Linked DNA regions of Homo sapiens: region 1 is linked to region 2. A link is a loop called in an ENCODE intact Hi-C map of the cell type or tissue named here. Cell type or tissue: heart left ventricle. All regions are shown on one strand. Links, peaks and the distances in the headings refer to the core of each region. The heading gives the core; the rest is flanking DNA.

Region 1 (9,221 bases), core at 586-8,585, 58 kb after region 2:
TTAACATGTTCTGTCACTATTATCATTCAGTTCAAAGAATTTTTTAATTTCCATTTTTATTTCATTGTTGATCCAAAGATCATTCAGGAGCAGATTATTTAATTTCCACATATTTGTATAGTCTTGAGGGTTCCTTTTAGAGTTAATTTCCAATTTTATTCCACTGTAGTCTGAGAGAGTACTTGATATAATTTTGATTTTCTTAAATTTATTGAGATTTGTTTTGTGGCCGATCAAATGGTCTATCTTGGAGAATGTTCCATGTGCTGATGAAAAAAATGTATATTCTGAATTGTTAGGTAGAATAGTCTGTAAATATCAGTTAAGTCCATTTGTTCTAGGGTATAGTTTAAGTTCATTGCACTCCAGCGTGGGTGAAAAGAGCAAAACTCAATCTCAAAAAAAAAAGACTCACTACTAAGATGGTCAATATCTCAAGCTCAGGCTTGGTCAGACCTATAACATGCTATCACAAGTATGTGTTAAAGGGCTATGCAGATGAGGGATGCATTAAATTTTGACCATAGGAGGCCTCATTAACCAAATTATATTAAATTATTATATTAAATTAGTAGGCCTCATTAACCAAATTATATTTAAATATTATATTAAAAAGTTCAGAGACATTTTTCTTTTTAAAAAGCCACACATCTAGTGTATGTGTTATGTGAACACAGATTATTCTGTTTAGCACAAGGTGCTTCTGCATGCAGGTGTAGATGTTCCCAGGGTCAATTATTCAAGTGACCTTAGCTACATAGGAGAAATAAATTTTATCTGTCTCTGGGCTTTTTGGAAGAATTCACATATAATTCTGTGGATACCCAAAAACTGAAGAAGAATATGGTTTTATCTTGTCACTTAGCTTATCTAGTTTACTGTCACTATACATTTCCTTTCCTATGTTTGTCTCCTATTTAGTAAAGACTTCCAGCCTTTTCAGCCTGGCCTCAGCTTGGCTACTGGGCATTAATCCCTGAGCCACTCATTTTTGTTTTTTCCTTCCTTCCTTTCTTTTTTTTTTTTTTTTTTTTTTTTCCAGAGACAAGGTCTTGCTCTCTCACTTACGCTTGAGCACAGTGGCACATTCATAGCTTACTGCAGCCTTGAATTCCTGGAATCCAGCAACCCTCCCACCTCAGCCTCCTGTAACTAGGACTACAGGTGCTCGCCACCATGCATGGCTAATCCCAGAGCCATTTGTCCCAGGGTGTTAGAGAGGGGGCTGCTTGCTGCTCCTAGGCCACCTTCTCCCACCTCTGACAACTTTGGAGGGGTTGTTTTTAATTAGATTTAGGAAGGTAATCTCATCACTCTCCATGAGATTTTCATAAGGGGAGGGAGGAGTTCCAAGAATCCTTTTTTCCTCTGACCCATCCTTCCTCAGCTCTGTACTCAATGGGTGGTAGGGATGAGGGAAAAAGACTGATGTTATAGCTCAAAGTTGTTGACTGCCTAGAGGCCTAGAAATGTGTTAGTAATGAATCTGGGGTAGGCCTGAGTACGTGGAGTGTATATGTACCGGTGTGTTTGGGTGTGTAAGGAGGTAGGGGTGGGAGGAGCATGGAACATAGTTCTGGGCAGTTGCACAAGTAGAAGGAAATCCTAGTTCTACTTTTTGATGATTTAACATTTATTGAATGACACATATGTAGGGCAAAGTTTGAGAGAGTTTATACTCTAATGCAATGGCTGGATGAACTCTCAATCGTTGCCCTACATATGGTGGCTTAGTTTTTCCAAGAGCAAATCTACAGTCTCTACTCTGCCCATGGGAATTAGATTGTCCTCTGATCAGTCACAAAATAAACTTCTTTATCACTTTGTAAAAGAACTGTGTCTCCATTGCTATTTCTACCACCCACCCCTTGCCCCTGATTTGCAGCTGACCTTTATGAATGTATTTTCCGAACTCAGCCAGGGCTGTAGTATTGGACTTCTCAGAGCTAAAAGTCACTGTTGGAATCTGGATGGCACCTGTCAGAGTCAAATGGTCAGAGATGAAAGACTGAACATGAATTAATCATTTTTTTTTCTACAGTCCTCTGTGCACAAAAAGTTCTTTTGCCTTCATTATCGTATTGCAGAGGGCAAAACACTAATATGAGGTAGGCACTATTGTTTTCTCTAATTCGAAGATAAGGGAAAAAGCTTGAGTCCAGGAGTTCAAGAGCAGCCTGGGCAAAATAGTGAGACCCTATCTCTACAAAAATAATAATAAATTTAAAAATAATAAATACATAAAATAAAAAGTATCTTTTTAAAAATTTTTAAAGTTTGGTAGAGATTAAGCTATTTTTTACTAAAAATTCATATATATATATATATTTATGACCTTGGACTAGATTTGTTAAGATTTTTTAAGCAAGAAAACATCACTAATTATAAAAGAATATAATAATAAATTCAACTATATTATTAAGACTTCAACCCATCAAAAGGCCATTAAAAAAATAAAAACACAAGACACAAATGAAGAGAAATATTTATAATTTAAATAAAACTGACAAAATTTTAGACTCCACAATATATAGAAACCCTTAAAATTCAATAAGAAGACAGCTCTAAACAAAAATGGGCAATAGATATGAACAGTCATTTTACCAGAGAAACATGAATGGCAAATAAGCATATTTAAAGATGTTTAGGCCAGGCATGGTGGTTCAGCCTGTCATCTCAGCACTTTGGGAGACCAAGGCAGGAGGATCATTTGAGGCCAGGAGTTCAAGACCAGTCTGGGCAACATAGAGAGACACTGTCTCTATAAAAAAACTTCTAAAAATTAGCTGAAGGTGTTGGTGTTCACTTGCAATCTTAACTACTCAGAAGGCTGCGGCAAGAGGATTCTTTGAGCTCAGGAGTTGGAGGCTGCAGTGAGCTATACTTGTGCCACTGAACTCCAGCCTGGGTGACAGAGCAAGACCCTATGATAAATAAATAAATAAATAAATAAATAAAGCTTAAACTCTTTAACAAACTAGAGAGTACAAAATAATACCACAAGGAGATATTTTCCAGGCACTAAATGGGCAAAATGAAGATATTGGAAATGCCAATGCCAAGAGCTAGTGAGAAAGTGAAGCAACAGGAACTTATATACTATGCACTACCTTGCTGATTAGTATAAATTGTTCCAATCACTTTGGAAAATAATTCAGCCTTCTCTTGTAAAATAGAACATACAGTACAACACAGCATTTTCACTCCTAGATATATATTCCAGAGAATCTCTTTTACCTGTGGCCCAGGAGACATGTACAATAATGTCAATAGACTGTAGCAAGATATAACAGCATGCATAAATCCCACAAACAGTGTTGGGTAAAAAGAGCAAATTGCAGAAGACTACACACAACATGATGTCATTTTTATAAGATATACACACACACACACACTATACATATATGTATATCATACATATGTTGTAGAACTATTTAAAACACACAACACGGTCATACAATTACCTTGGGCAGGGAGTTGGAAAATAAAGGCAATAGAACACATGCACCTTCAATGCTACTGATAATTTTCCATGATTGGCTAGATCTGGGAACAGTGTGGGAATTAGACAGATTGCAAGAATTGGAGCAGTGACAGGAGAAAAAATGCAGTTTGACCAGTTAGGTCTAAACTCCAAATCACGGGTGTTCATGTTATTATTTACTTTACATACACGTTGTACGTACTCTTAATTATCAAATATTATGTGATAAGATAATTTAAAGAATATTTAAGGACCAGGAAGTGTTTATGACATAATGTTAAAGGAAAAAAAGCAGAACATAGAACTTTGGATGCAGTATATGCATCTGTTTCATTTTAAAACAGGGACATCCTTCATTTGTGGGTATTTGTGTGCAGAGAAAAAAGATTGGATAACATCAAAATATGATGAGTGAACGTCTCTGGATATTGGGATAGCATGTGATTTTTTTCTTTATACTTAATGTTCCAAATATTTCACAAGGGCATAAATATACATGAATTTTACAATCATAAAAATTGTGCTGGGTGTGGTGGCTCATTCCTGTAATACTAGCACTTTGGGAGGCTTAAATGGGAGGGTTGCTTGAGTCCAGGAGTTCAAGAGCAGCCTGGACAAAATAGTGAAACCCTATCTCTACAAAAATAATAATAATTTTAAAAAATAATAAATATATAAAATAAAAAGTCTCTTTTAAAAAAATTTTAAAGTTAGGTAGAGATTAAGCTACTTTTTACTAAAAATTATGTCAATGTTCATGTTTAAATTTCAACTCTATTTTTAACATTCTAAATCTTAAACTAGGTGGTGAATCCAGAAATGTTCATTATGTTATTTTTTATATCTTTATAATATGTGAAGTATTTCATGATACTGTTTTAAAGTTGCTATTAAAAAGTAACTAGGCAGGGTGTGGTGGCTCACGCCTGTAATCCCAGCACTTTGGGAGGTCGAGGTGGGCAGATCACCTGAGGTCGGGAGTTCGAGACCAGCCTGACCAACATGGAGAAACCCCATCTCTACTAAAAATACAAAATTAGCCAGGCATGGTGGTGCATGCCTGTAATCCCAGCTACTTGGGAGGCTGAGGCCAGAGAATTGCTTGAAACTGGGAGGCGGAGGTTGCGGTGAGCCGAGATCGCCCCATTGCACTCCAGCCTGGGCACCGAGAGAGAAAAAAAAAGAAAAGAAAAGAAAAGTAACTACATGGCTGAATTTTTTTTTTTAAGCAAATCTTAAATGAAATGCAAACACCAGGACTGTGAACCTGTAGCTTTGGTCACAGGTAGCAATATGGCCTTACTGGTTGTATAGCACTTACTGAATTTTTCTTGAGAATTCTAAAATTTGAGAGTGATGCCAGATAAAATTGCATCAAGAAATCTGAAAGGAACGATTTATTCTGGCTTCAGGAAATCTGATTTTATATTTCTGTGACATAAGACAGGTTTTCTTTTTTCCAGAATGATCCTCTACTCTGAATAACCATAAAATTTCACTTGTGGAATACATCAAAATTATTTATACATCAAAATTCTCTTAAATATTTTATAGTAATCTTTCTAAAAATCCTTCAGTCTTACTGTACTTGTCTAGAGTTGCAAAAATGTAGTGTTAACATTAATATTAAAAGCACTTTCAATGAAATTTCTAAACAGGAGCCAACCCTCTGAGCTGGTATTTCAAAGCAGTATCTATAAACAGAGCAATTTGTTCCAATTTCAGATGAAATCAAGCTGGGAACCTAGAGAGCTCCCCCGCCCCAGGATCTAGGGAATTGTAGTCAGGTTCTAAGCTTCGGAAAAAACGAGCAGCAGAGTATGGTCTGATAAGCTTCGTGCATTTTATTTTGCTTTTCCTCCTTTATTTGATTTGTTGTCATACAGGAAAGGATTTATGGGTGAGAGATCAAGTGCGGACCAGACATGACTCTAGCCTGGAGCCCGACCTCACCTCTGCTCTGCAGGAACTGCTGGCCTCAGCACGAAAACCCACAACCCTCGAAAGGCCTTAAGGATCCTGGGCGGGGTCATTCTGTCAATTGGTTGTTCCGCTGTCCTAGCGAAGCGATGATTGGTCAGATCTGGATATGGGGTGTGGCTAAGGCTGTTTGCCGGAATAAGAGCAGAGCTAGGGCCAAGAAACGCTAGTCTGGGCGTTTAGGTCAGAACTACCCCGGTAGCCTGACAGCAGGAGCTCGAGAGAAGCATGGCTCAGCGGTGCGTTTGCGTGCTGGCCCTGGTGGCTATGCTGCTCCTAGTTTTCCCTACCGTCTCCAGATCGATGGGCCCGAGGAGCGGGGAGCATCAAAGGGCGTCGCGAATCCCTTCTCAGTTCAGCAAAGAGGAACGCGTCGCGATGAAAGAGGCGCTGAAAGGTGAACCCGGGTCCCCTTCACCCACCTATGCTCATATGTGGGTCCCTCCCTCCCCAGGTCAACCCGTGACTCCCCGCTTCCGCCGCAAAGCATCTGCTACTGCAGCTGGAGCCCCGACACGCACCCCAGCCCGGCCCCAACACCCTTCCCAGCACATCGTGCCCCTGTCTGGGGACGCCACACTTCCCCCATACCTGGCTCCTGGAACTCTGGTGTGCCCTGCCTAACCTGGAAGCTCCAACTTCACCCCTCTTGGCGTGACCACCGTCCATTCTTTCCCCTGCTTGCCTCGAGTATTACACCAGCTTTCATTTGTACATCAATTTTAACCTTTGAAAGTTTGCATGCCTGATAAATTACTGCGGTGTCGTAAAATAAGACAAATGATATTAGTCTTATCTACAAAGGAGAGAAATTGAGGCTTAGGTCAGCTAAATGATCTTCCCCAGGGCCCCACAGCAAAGAGTGGGCAGTGGGTGACAGCATCTAGTGCCTGTCGGACTCGCTGGGATCAGATGGCTCTAAAGAAAGGGAGTGGAGTGTTCCCGGGGTGTGGGATGTTCCTAATTCTCAATCATAATTGAAGAACATGTCTCCTCTAGATCTCTAATCCAGACCAAAAATTCATCCCTGTTCTGAATCTGCATTTTCCAGGAAACAGGAAAGTTTCTGTTGAGTGCTAGATCCTATGGGATGAAATCCTTCTTTACCATTCAGCTTAGCTCCAGTCTTTTCCCTTTCATTAAGTAATGGATTAAGAGAGACTGCCTGCATAAACATATAGAAGCAGATGCAGGGACCAAAAGCTAACCCCAATAGTTGGATATAGATTGTTCATATGCTAGAGTGACAAGCCTGGGAGGCAGAGCAGGGCTTTCCCAAAGCATAAATAATTCTCTAAAAGGCATTAGACAGCCACTCACAGTCTGCACAGAAGAGAACAAAAGCTACATAAGCTAGAATAGGGACCTCATAGCAACACAGCTTGGAACTCTGAGCAGGGGACAGAACACCTGAGATCAGATCCTTGGGTCTGCCCTTGAGTAGGCACTTGAATCTTTCTGAACCTCGGCTTCCCCATCTATCTGGTGGGCTATGCTATTGTAGGGTTGATCCTTAGCAAAACTGATGAAGTTTGTCTTTCAGAGACCCTTCCTGCCTCAGGTGAATTTGTTTGCACTGTGTTCTTGGAGAGCAGTCTAATTCAATATTCTCATGATTCATGCTTTCCCTCCCAGTGGTTTTGTCTTTGATCATGGAACTCTTTAAAACTGTAAAGTCTTAAAGACTCAAAGGGATGAGCCCAGTGAAGGTTCAGGAACTGAGACAACTGAGTAAGGAGGGTGAGATTATTTTAGGACTGAGGAGTTTGTTTGGAGGCTTCTAAATCCACCCCTTCCCAGGCATTATATGCCCAAAAAGCTGGTCTTGGTTGACAGACTAGTGAGACTCTGCATAAGGAATAAGCCTTTACATACAAAAACACACAAGCCTCATTGATGTAGGGACCCAGGACAGTGGGTGCCTTGAGAATGATGAAGCTTGGATTCATCAAAGCAATTGGTGATTTCAGAGGTAGTGAGGCCTTAGGAAGCAATTTATAGTAGCTTCCCTTCAAGACCAGGATCCAAAAATCCACTTCCCTCCAATCTTAGACTGTATTTGCCTTTAAGAACCATATCAGCCTAAACAAACCCAGAAGACATAGGTTTAAATCTATAGTCTGCCTGTTGCTCAGACAGCTCACCTAACCTCTCCAAGCATTTTCCCTCATCTTCGAATTAGAGGAAACAATAGCGCCTACCTCACATTAGTGTTTTGCCCTCTGCAATATGATAATGAAGGCAAAAGAACTTTTTGTGCACAGAGGACTGTAGAAAAAAACAATGACTAATTCATTTTCAATCTTTCATCTCTATTTGACTCTGACAGGTGCCATCCAGATTCCAACAGTGACTTTTAGCTCTGAGAAGTCCAATACTACAGCCCTGGCTGAGTTCGGAAAATACATTCATAAAGGTCAGCTGCAAATCAGGGGCAAGGGGTGGGTGGTAGAAATAGCAATGGAGACACAGTTCTTTTACAAAGTGATAAAGAAGTTTATTTTGCGACTGATCAGAGGACAATCTAATTCCCATAGGCAGAGTAGAGACTGTAGATTTGCTCTTGGAAAAACTAAGCCACCATATGTAGGGCAAAGATTGAGAGTTCATCCAGCCATTGCATTAGAGTACAAACTCTCTCAAATTTTGCCCTACATGTGTGTCATTCAATAAATGTTAAATCATCAAAAAGTAGAACTAGGATTTCCTTCTACTTGTGCAACTGCCCAGAACTATGTTCCATGCTCCTCCCACCCCTACCTCCTTACACACCCAAACACACCGGTACATATACACTCCACGTACTCAGGCCTACCCCAGATTCATTACTAACACATTTCTAGGCCTCTAGGCAGTCAACAACTTTGAGCTATAACATCAGTCTTTTTCCCTCATCCCTACCACCCATTGAGTACAGAGCTGAGGAAGGATGGGTCAGAGGAAAAAAGGATTCTTGGAACTCCTCCCTCCCCTTATGAAAATCTCATGGAGAGTGATGAGATTACCTTCCTAAATCTAATTAAAAACAACCCCTCCAAAGTTGTCAGAGGTGGGAGAAGGTGGCCTAGGAGCAGCAAGCAGCCCCCTCTCTAACACCCTGGGACAAATGGCTCTGGGATTAGCCATGCATGGTGGCGAGCACCTGTAGTCCTAGTTACAGGAGGCTGAGGTGGGAGGGTTGCTGGATTCCAGGAATTCAAGGCTGCAGTAAGCTATGAATGTGCCACTGTGCTCGAGTGTAAGTGAGAGAGCAAGACCTTGTCTCTGAAAAAAAAAAAAAAAAAAAAAAAAAAAGAAAGGAAGGAAGGAAAAAACAAAAATGAGTGGCTCAGGGATTAATGCCCAGTAGCCAAGCTGAGGCCAGGCTGAAAAGGCTGCAAGTCTTTACTAAATAGGAGACAAACATAGGAAAGGAAATGTATAGTGACAGTAAACTGGATAAGCTAGGTGACAAGATAAAACCATAGTCTTCTTCGGTTTTCGGGTATCCACAGAAGTTTATGTGAATTCTTCCAAAAAACCCAGAGAGAGATAAAATTTATTTCTCCTATGTAGCTAAGGTCGCTTGAATAATTGACCCTAGGAACATCTACACCTGCACGCAGAAGTACGACCTTGTGCTAAACAGAATAATCTTTATGTTCACATAACACATACACTAGATGTGTGGCTTTTTAAAAAGAAAAATGTCTCTGAACTTTTTAATATAATATTTAAATATAATTTGGTTAATGAGGCCTACTAATTTAATATAATA
Region 2 (9,221 bases), core at 660-8,659:
CCTTCCAAGTCCAGCTCAGGCCCAGGAGGTGGGAGAAGGTCACAGAGCCTCAGGAATTTCCAAGTCAGAGTCCCCTTTGAACCAAGTATCTAGATCCCCTGAGGACTTGATGAAGTGATCCTTAACCCCCAAGTAATCATTAACCCCCAGACCAGCCTCAGAACTGAAGGAGATTGTTGACCCAGTGACCTGGAGTTGAGGCTCAGGGAGAGATCTGCCACATGTCTGAGGGTTGCAGAGCCCGCTGTGGAGGTAAGATTGGAAACACATGAGGCAGAGGGAAGACATTGAAGAAAACATCTCTGCTGGAATATTTGGAAAAGAACACTCTTCTGGACCTGGTTGAAGCAGGAAAGATGGAGGCAAAGTAGTGAAATAATCCAGAATTTCAATGCTTTTGAATGTTCTTAGTGATACTGACCTGTGATAATATAATTCCCAGGGAGGACTGGGAACCTTATCTCTTGAGATATTTGCATAATTTATTTAATTTAAGCCTCATTCTCCTTTTGTTCATTTTGGTAATAAACTGGATTTGAATTGTGAACAAATGCACATGTTTGGGTGGTTTTATAGAAAAGCAAAACAAGTCACCTCCACAGAGACCTGGCCTTGCTTTGCATTATCCCGGGCGGGGGAAGCAACGAGGACTCAGATTTCTCTGTAGGTCTCCCAGCTCCTCTCCAGGTTCGATTTTCCATCCTGGGAATGCATAAACTTCCACAATCCAGCTAAAGAACAGAAACTGGGGAGAGAAGATTGGGCTGAGGGGTCCACACACCCAGGACGAGTATCTAGAGCCAACTCTGGATTTTTGTGGCTATAGGGGATGTCAAAGCCCCATCATCCCTCTGCATACCTTTCACTCACTAATTCTTTCACATTCATGGGATCCCATCGTTACTTAGCAAACCCTTCAGAATCCTTAGTGTGGGGCAGCACACAATCTAATCCCACCTTTCGCTCCCCTGTTTGTGAGACAATGCAAGGAGAGCAAAGCCATGGGATTCAAGTGTCATACAAGCTAGGTTGACTGTCAACTGTGTTTACCAGCAATCAGAAAGGGAAGAAGATAAGAGGAATCACGAAAAACAAAAAGCAAAGGCATAAAGGAGACAGAAAGAGGATGAAGTGGAAAGAGATGAAGGACCAGAGATTAGACAAAACAAAGAGGGAAGGGAGATGAATGGTCATTGGTATGGAGATACACAGGGCCAGGCACAGTGGCTCACACCTGTAATCCCAAAACTCTGGAGATTTAAAGGATTGCTTGAAGCCAGGAGTTCAACACCAGTCTGGCCAACCCATAGTGCGACCCCATCTCTTAAAAAAAAAAAAAAAAAAAAAAAAGATGGGGAGAACTAGAAGAAGGAGAAACAGTTGAAGGAAGAGGATACGTTGCAGAGGCAGAGAAGTCAATGAGTCCCAAAATGATATTTATTTAAGATAAACTAATCTTGCTTTACCTGCTATTCAGCTGAGCTGTGGGATTTGGGTAAATAAGCAATTAGCATCCCTCTCATAGGAGTTTTAGACTTTTTTTCTAATGATGCTATCTTAGCCTGATTCCCCCTGGATGCAGAACCTGAGACAAAAGTCTGCATGGGCTATTCAGGCAATGATTTCAGGGAGAGGAGTGATGGGCAAGAGTGAAAACAGGGAGGCAGAGAAAGCCAACACAAGAAAGAGCCACTGTGAAAGGCAAGTGGGGCTCTACCCCGCCAGTCCTTCCCAGGAGCCCTGTGAGAAGCATCTGCAAACTGTCCTAGAGAAACATTTAACCATCACACCCATAGTCCATTGATCAAGGATGGCCCTATGGGTATTAACTCTTCAACAAATGTAGGATGCATGGATATGCGTGCAGAGCAGTTCCCAAGGTGACCCATGCTAGGGCATCAATGACGCACCTGCAAGAAGGAAGAGGTATGGCATGGCTCCTGGGAGGGGCTGGCAGATAAGACCACCCAGAACCATTATTCCAACAGAGGCTTAGTAGGAGGGTTTTGAGTGGCACATAAGTAGCATCTGAATTGGGTACATTTCTTTAGCCTTTCATCTTCCAAACCCACTGTAACCTATGTAGTTGTCTAACTACAACATGGCATTAGTCGTATATTGAGGTAGTATAGAAGCATTTGTAAGACAGCCATCTCACCATTCTAGACTGGAATGGGGTAATTTTAAGACTGTGAATCCCTGAACATGCCCAAGAAGAGGTAAGCTAACCACCTGCCAGGGATGTTGTCAGAGGAGCTCCTGCTCTAGATGGTAGATCAAACAGGATGACACTAAGACCTTCTGTCTCTAAATTGCATAACATGAAAGCAGATTCTTTAGAATTATGCGAGTTACTTCTTACTTCCAGAGCTGGAAGTAAACACTTTTCCTTCAACAAAGATTTTTGTTTAAATAAGAGGTTTTTTTAAACAAACTTTTTACTTGGAAATAATTTCAAACGAATAAAAAGTTGCAAAACTAAAAGTATCACAGGAGGCTGGATGCAGTGACTCACACCTGTAATACCAGCACTTTGGGAGACCAAGGCAGGAAGATCATTTGAGGCCAGGAGTTTGAGACTAGCCTGAGCAACAAAAGGAGATCCCCACCCTTACCCCCCATTTCTACAAAGACAATTTAAAATTTTTAAAAATTAGCTGTGCACGATGGCACATGCCTATAGTCCTAGCTACCAGGAAGGCTGAGACAAGAGGATCACTTGAGTCCAGGGATTTGAGATTACAATGAGCTATGATCGCATCGCTGCACTCCAGCCTGGGCAACAGAGCAAGACCCTGTTTTCAAAAAGAAAAAAAAAATCACATAATAAACACTGTATGCTCTTTAATCTGGTTCACTTATGGTTAACATTTTACCCCATTTGCTTTATCATTTACTCTTTCATTGTCTCTCTTTTCTTTTTCTTTTTTTAGACAGTCTCACTCTTGTCGCCCAGGCTGGAGTGCAATGGTGTGACCTCAGCTCACTGCAACCTCTGCCTCCTGGGTTCAAGCGATTCTCCCTGCCTCAGCCTCCTGAATAGCTGGGATTACAGGCACCTGCCACCAGGCCTGGCTAATTTTTTTGTATTTTTAGTAGAGACAGGGCTTCACCATGTTGGCCAGGCTGGTCTCGAACTCCTGACCTCTGGTGATCTGCCCGCCTCGGCCTCCTAAAGTGCTGGGATTACAGGCATGAGCCACCACCACTGGCTTATGTCTCTTTTCTTTCTCTCTGTGGACATGCATAACTTTTTTCTGAGGCATTTGAGGATGAAGTCCTTTAACTTTAAATACTTCAGTGTGTATTTCCTGAGAGATAGTGTCTTACATAATCACAGTACAGTTATCAACTTAATGCATTTACATTGATCCAATACTTTTATCTAATCTACCATTCATATACCAATTTTGTCAGTTTATCTAATGAAGCATTTTTTCCTCTCCAGCACAGGATTTAATCTAAAGTCAGGTATTGAATTTATTTTCTTTTTTTCATTTATTTATTGAGACGGGGTCTCACTCCATCGCCCAGGCTGGAGCGCAGTGGAGCTATCACAGCTCAATGTAGCCTCAACCTCTGGGGCCAGGTGATCCTCCCACCTCACCCTCCCAGGTAGCTTGGACCATAGGTGCACACCACTACTCCTGGCTAATTTTTGGTATTTTTTGTAGAGATAGGATTTCTCCATGTTCCCCAAGCTGGTCTCAAACTCCTCAGCTCAAGCAATCCTCTTGCCTCGGCCTCCCAAAGTGCTGGGATTACAGGCATGAGCCACCATGCCCGGCCAGGTACTGAATTTAGTTGCATGTGTTTTAGTGTCCTGTTATCTGGAACGTGTCTACAACTCGTCTTTGTCTTTTACAGCATTGACATTTTTCTAAGATTGTGGTTCACCCACCCTTTCTTTGTATTCCTCATTTTGCATTTGTCTGATATTTCCTTATGATTATACTGAGGTTTTGCATTTTCTCCCAGAATACTCCATAGGAAATGCTCTGTCTTTTTCTGCCTAACACATCTGGAAGCACATAATGGCCACCAGTCTCTCATAGGTGAAATTAATTTTGATTACTCAGTTGGGGGTATTGCCTGATTTCTCCACTATATGATTACTGGGGTTGTTTTTTTTTTCTCCCTTGCAACTTATAGTTTGTGAGGACACACTTTAAGACCATGCAAATATTCTGCTGCTCATTAAAATTTCCCCTAGGTTAAGTATCCATTGACAATTCTTGTCTGATCCTATCAATACTACGATGATTGCAAAATGATGATTCTCCAATCCCAGCACACCCTCTACATTTACTAGTCCTAATAGGCATCCTACTATAACTAAGAACACTCGCTTCTCACCTTTTTCTACAATTTCCTCAAAATTGTATATGTATGTTTGTGTGCCTGTTTATGTGCACATGTATATGTATGAATATGTATATATGTGTGTATGTACATTTGTATGTACGGGTATGTAGCCCTGGGCCACATAACAATGTTTCAGTCAATGACAATCGCATATACAATGGGATCCCATAAGGTTATAGTTCTGTATTTTTATTGTACTTTTTGCTGTGTTTAGATACACAAATACTTAGCATTGTATTATAGTATGCAGTACAGTAACATGCTGTACAGGCTTCTAGCCTTGGAGCAATAGGCTATACCATGTAGTCAAGGTGTATAGTAGGCTATACCATGTAGTCAAGGTGTATAGTAGGCTATACCATCTAGGTTTGTGTAAGTACACTCTATGAGGTTCACACAATGACAAAATCACCTAAAGAGACTTTTCTCAGAATGTGTCTCCATTGTTAAGCAATGCATGAAGAGGGCCCTAACTAGACATCGAATCTGCCAGCAACTTGATCCTGGACTTCCCAGCCTCCAGAACAATGGTGTGTACATGGATATATTTCCTAGTGCTGACTGCTGAAAGTTCCAAGAAGTAATGACACCCAGTAAAAAGGAACAAATCTAGTACCCAGATTTCAGCTTCTAACACCATTCCTTTCTAAAAGGAGACAGAACTTCTTAAAAGAAATGGTTGATTCCAAGGCGGGGATAGGATTGGATACAAGATAAGTCTGGAACATATTTTTATACCAGAAAGCAAGGAATTGTTCCAAAAAATTGATGGGAGTATGTTACAAGGTCACAGGAACCAGATCAAAGTGGTCTCTACGTGCAATTTAAGCACCAAAATAATTAAATACAAGGATGAATTTTAAACCATTAAAAACAAGAATTGAGCTCATACCAACGATGATGAGAGAGAGAGAGAATTAGAAAGGCTTTCTAGTTGCTAGAGACTGTGTGTTTTGCCCCAAAATTCATATGTTGAAATCCTAACCCCCAAGGTGATGGTATTAAGGGCTTTTGGGAAGTGATTAGGTCATGAGGGTAGAGTCCTCATGAATGGGATTAGTGCCCTTATAAAAGAGACCCAGAGATATCTCACCCTCTGCCGTGTGAGGTTACAGTGAAATGACAGCTATCTATGGAAGAGGAAGAGGACTCTCACCAACATCAAATCTGCCAGCACCTTGATCTTGGAATTCCCAACATCCTTGGTTTCCCTTGATGTTGTCATCCCAACATCTGAGTTCTGGAAAGGTGTAGTGGCTACTGGCCCCCAGAGGAGGGCACACTGCAGAAGTGGCATGACAATGTGAGGAGTTCCACTGACCAGCTCCCCTGTGAAACTGGTGAAAATTACTAAAATAAAATAAAATAAAATAAAGCCTCGAGAAATAGTCCCAAGGGCAAACAGCAAATGAAGACACATCTATTCAAGAAAACCTATGAAAATTTAATAAGAAAGCAAAAGCTATAAGCCTAAAACATCTTTATGTTAGCCCCAAAGTACATCTATAATAGCCCCCAAGTACATCTTTATGTTCTAGGTGAGGATGGACCCTACAAGATATAGAGGAAGGTCAGTCCTTACTGCGGATAACTGAAACTGTGGGTTTCACTTTCCACAGTTTCAGTTACCCGCAGTCAACCCTGGTCTGAAAAATATTAAATGGAAAATTTCAGAAATACACAATTCATAAGTTTTAAATTGCATGCTGTTTTGGGTAGCATGATGAAATCTTGCACCATCCTGGTGTATGTTCTGCCTGGAATGTGAATCACCCCTTTGTCCAGCATATCCATGCTTATACACTATGTGCTCATTAGTCACTGAGTAGCATCTCAGTTATCAAATTAACTGTCACGGTATCACAGTGCTTGTGTTCAAGTAACCCCTATTTTACTTAGTAATAGCTCCAAAATAGGCCAGGCATAGTGGCTCATGCCTGTAATCCCAGCACTTTGGGAGGCTGAGGCAGGCGGATCATAAGGTCAAGAGATCAAGACCATCCTGGCCAACATGGTGAAACCTGGTCTCTACTAAAAATACGAAAATTAGCTGGGCGTGGTGGTGCACGGCTGTAGTCCCAGCTACTCAGGAGGCTGAGGCAGGAGAATTGCTTGAACTCAGGAGGCGGAGGTTGCGGTGAGCCCAGATCGTGCCACTGCACTCTAGCCTGGTGACAGAAGGAGACTACATCTCAAACAATAATAATAATAATAACAACAACCCCAAAGTACAAGCATTGTGATGCTGGTATATTGTTATAATTGGTCTATTTTATTATTAGTCGTTAATATATTACTATGCCTAATTTGTAAATTAAACTTTATCATAGGTATGTATAATATATACAGCAAAAAGGCCGGGCACGGTGGCTCACGCCTGTAATCCCAGCACCTTGGGAGGCTGAGGCGGGCGGATCACGAGATCCGGAGATCGAGACCATGCTGGCTAACACGGTGAAAACCCATCTCTACTAAAAATACAAAAAAAAAAAATTAGCCAGGCATGGTGGCAGGCGCCTGTAGTCCCAGCTACTCGGGAGGCTGAGGCAGGAGAATGACGTGAACCTGGGAGATGGAGCTTGCAGTGAGCCGAGATCACACCAGTGCACTCCAGCCTGGGCGACAGAGCGAGACTCCGTCTCAAAAAAATATGTATGTGTATATATATACATATATATACATATACATATATATATATGTATATATACATATATATATATACACATATATATATATATATACATATATATATATATACACACACACACATATATGCAGCAAAAAAATACTATAAACAAGGTTTTGTACTATACAAGGTTTCAGGCATCTATTGGGGGTAGATGGAATATGTTACCCACAGATAAGTGGGGGACCACTGTAGGTTTTTTTAATTTAAGAATATGGTATTTCTTCCCATTTGTTTAAGTCTTCTTTTGATAATTTCATAAGTGTTTCCATATACCTCTTACACACTTCTTTTTTTTGGAGACAGAATCTCGCTCTGTCGCCCAGGCTGGGGTGCAGTGGCGTGATCTCGGCTCACTGCAATCTCCATATCCCAGGTTCAAGCGATTCTCCTCTCTCAGCCTTCCGGAGTAGCTGGGACTACAGGCATGCACCACCATACCCAGCTAATTTTTGTATTTTTAGTAGAGACTGGGGTTTCATTATGTTGGGCAAGCTGGTCTCGAACTCCTGACCTCAAGTGATCTGTCCGCCTCAGCCTCCCAAAGTGTTGGGATTACAGGCGTGAGCCACCATGCCCAGCCAGCACTTACACATGTCTTAAGTTTAACCCTAAATGTTTTTTACTGCCTTTATAAATGGAATTTCTTTTATTGTATTTTCTAACTGGTTGTTGTTGTTTACATACATAAAGGCTATCAATTCTGTATATTAATTGTGCATCCAGATTACTTACTGAATTCTCTTACAATGTTAGTAGTTTTGCTTTTGATTGCTTCAGCTTTTTCAGCTATACATTCTGTCTGCAAATAATTATAACTGTACCTCCTTTCCAAATTTTATACCTATAATTTTTTCTCTTATCTAGTTGCCTTGACTAGTATCTGCAAAACAATGTTAAATAATAGTGAAGACAGTAGACATTCTTTATTATTATTATTACTATACATTAAGTTCTGGGGTACATGTGCACAACGTGCAGGGTTGTTACATAGGTATACATGTGCCATGTTGGTTGGCTGCCCCCATCAATTCGTCATTTATATTAGGTAGTTCTCCTAATGCTATCCCTCCCCCACCCCCCACCCCCCGACAGGTCCCAGTGTGTGATGTTCCCCTCCCTGTGTCCATGTGTTCTCATTGTTCAATTCCCACTTATGAGTGAGAACATGCAGTGTTTGGTTTTCTGTCCTTGTGATAGTTTGCTGAGAATGACGGTTTCCAGCTTCATCCATATCCCTACAAAGGACATGAACTCATCCTTTTTTATGGCTGCATAGTATTCCATGGTGTATATGTGCCACATTTTCTTTATCCACTATATTATTATGGACGTTTGGGTTGGTTCCAAGTCTTTGCTATTGTGAATAGTGCCACAATAAACATGCATGTGCATATGTCTTTATAGCAGCATGATTTATAATCCTTTGGGTATATACCCAGTAATGGGATTGCTGGGTCAAATGATGTTTCTAGTTCTACATCCTTGAGGAATCGCCACACTGTATTCCACAATGGTTGAACTAATTTACACTCCCACCAACAGTGTAAAAGCTTTTCTATTTCTCCACATCCTTTCCAGCATCTGTTGTTTCCTGACTTTTTAATGATCACCATTCTAACTGGCATGATGGTATCTCATTGTGGTTTTGATTTGCATTTCTCTAATGACCACTGATGAGCAGCATTTTTTCATATGTCTGTTGGATGCATAAATGTCTTCTTTTGAGAAGTGTCTGTTCATATCCTTTGCCCACTTTTTGATGGGGTTGTTTGTTTGTTTAAGTTCTTTGTAGATTCTGGATATTAGACCTTTGTCAGATGGATAGATTGCAAAAATTTTCTCCCATTCTGTAGGTTGCCTGTTCGCTCTGCTGATAGTTTCTTTTGCATGCAAAATCCCTTAGTTTAATTAGATCCCATTTATCTATTTTGGCTTTTGTTGCCATTGCTTTTGGTGTTTTAGTCATGAAGTCTTTGTCCATGCCTACATCCTGAATGGTATTGCCTAGGTTTTCTTCTAGGGTTTTTATGGTTTTAGGTCTTACATTTAAGTCTTTAACCCATCTTGAGTTAATTTTTGTGTAAGGTGTAAGGAAGGGATCCAGTTTCAGCTTTCTACATATGGCTAGCCAGTTTTCCCAGCACCATTTATTAAATAGAGAATCCTT

Evidence for each region. Peaks named below come from ENCODE experiments on the same cell type or tissue, not always from the same donor. Only the 100,000 strongest peaks of a DNase experiment are listed, where the experiment ranks them.
Region 1: a loop joins it to region 2, with 2.4 times the contacts of the local background. A loop is called at or near these places in 4 of 110 quality-filtered maps.

The regions. Positions count from the first base shown.
Region 1 is chr1:205,846,544-205,855,764 of GRCh38, reverse strand. PM20D1 (peptidase M20 domain containing 1) reads left to right here and starts at 5,633. Exons shown (of 13, transcript NM_152491.5): 1 at 5,633-5,861; 2 at 7,794-7,880. The coding sequence starts at 5,693. It overlaps LOC107985250 (a long non-coding RNA gene), which reads right to left and starts at 1,010. Exons shown (of 2, transcript XR_001738417.2): 1 at 1-1,010. RefSeq lists an enhancer at 5,410-5,704. In heart left ventricle, for the core only: no CTCF peak of the experiment used is centred there; DNase peaks (open chromatin) are centred at 5,534 and 5,946; H3K4me3 peaks cover 1,374 bases.
Region 2 is chr1:205,904,378-205,913,598 of GRCh38, reverse strand. It overlaps SLC26A9 (solute carrier family 26 member 9), which reads left to right. Exons shown (of 21, transcript NM_052934.4): 21 at 1-547. Among named protein-coding and RNA genes, the nearest start is that of SLC26A9-AS1, 26 kb to the left of the region's middle. In heart left ventricle, for the core only: a CTCF peak has its summit at 5,625 (motif pointing right); no DNase peak of the experiment used is centred there; H3K27ac peaks cover 449 bases.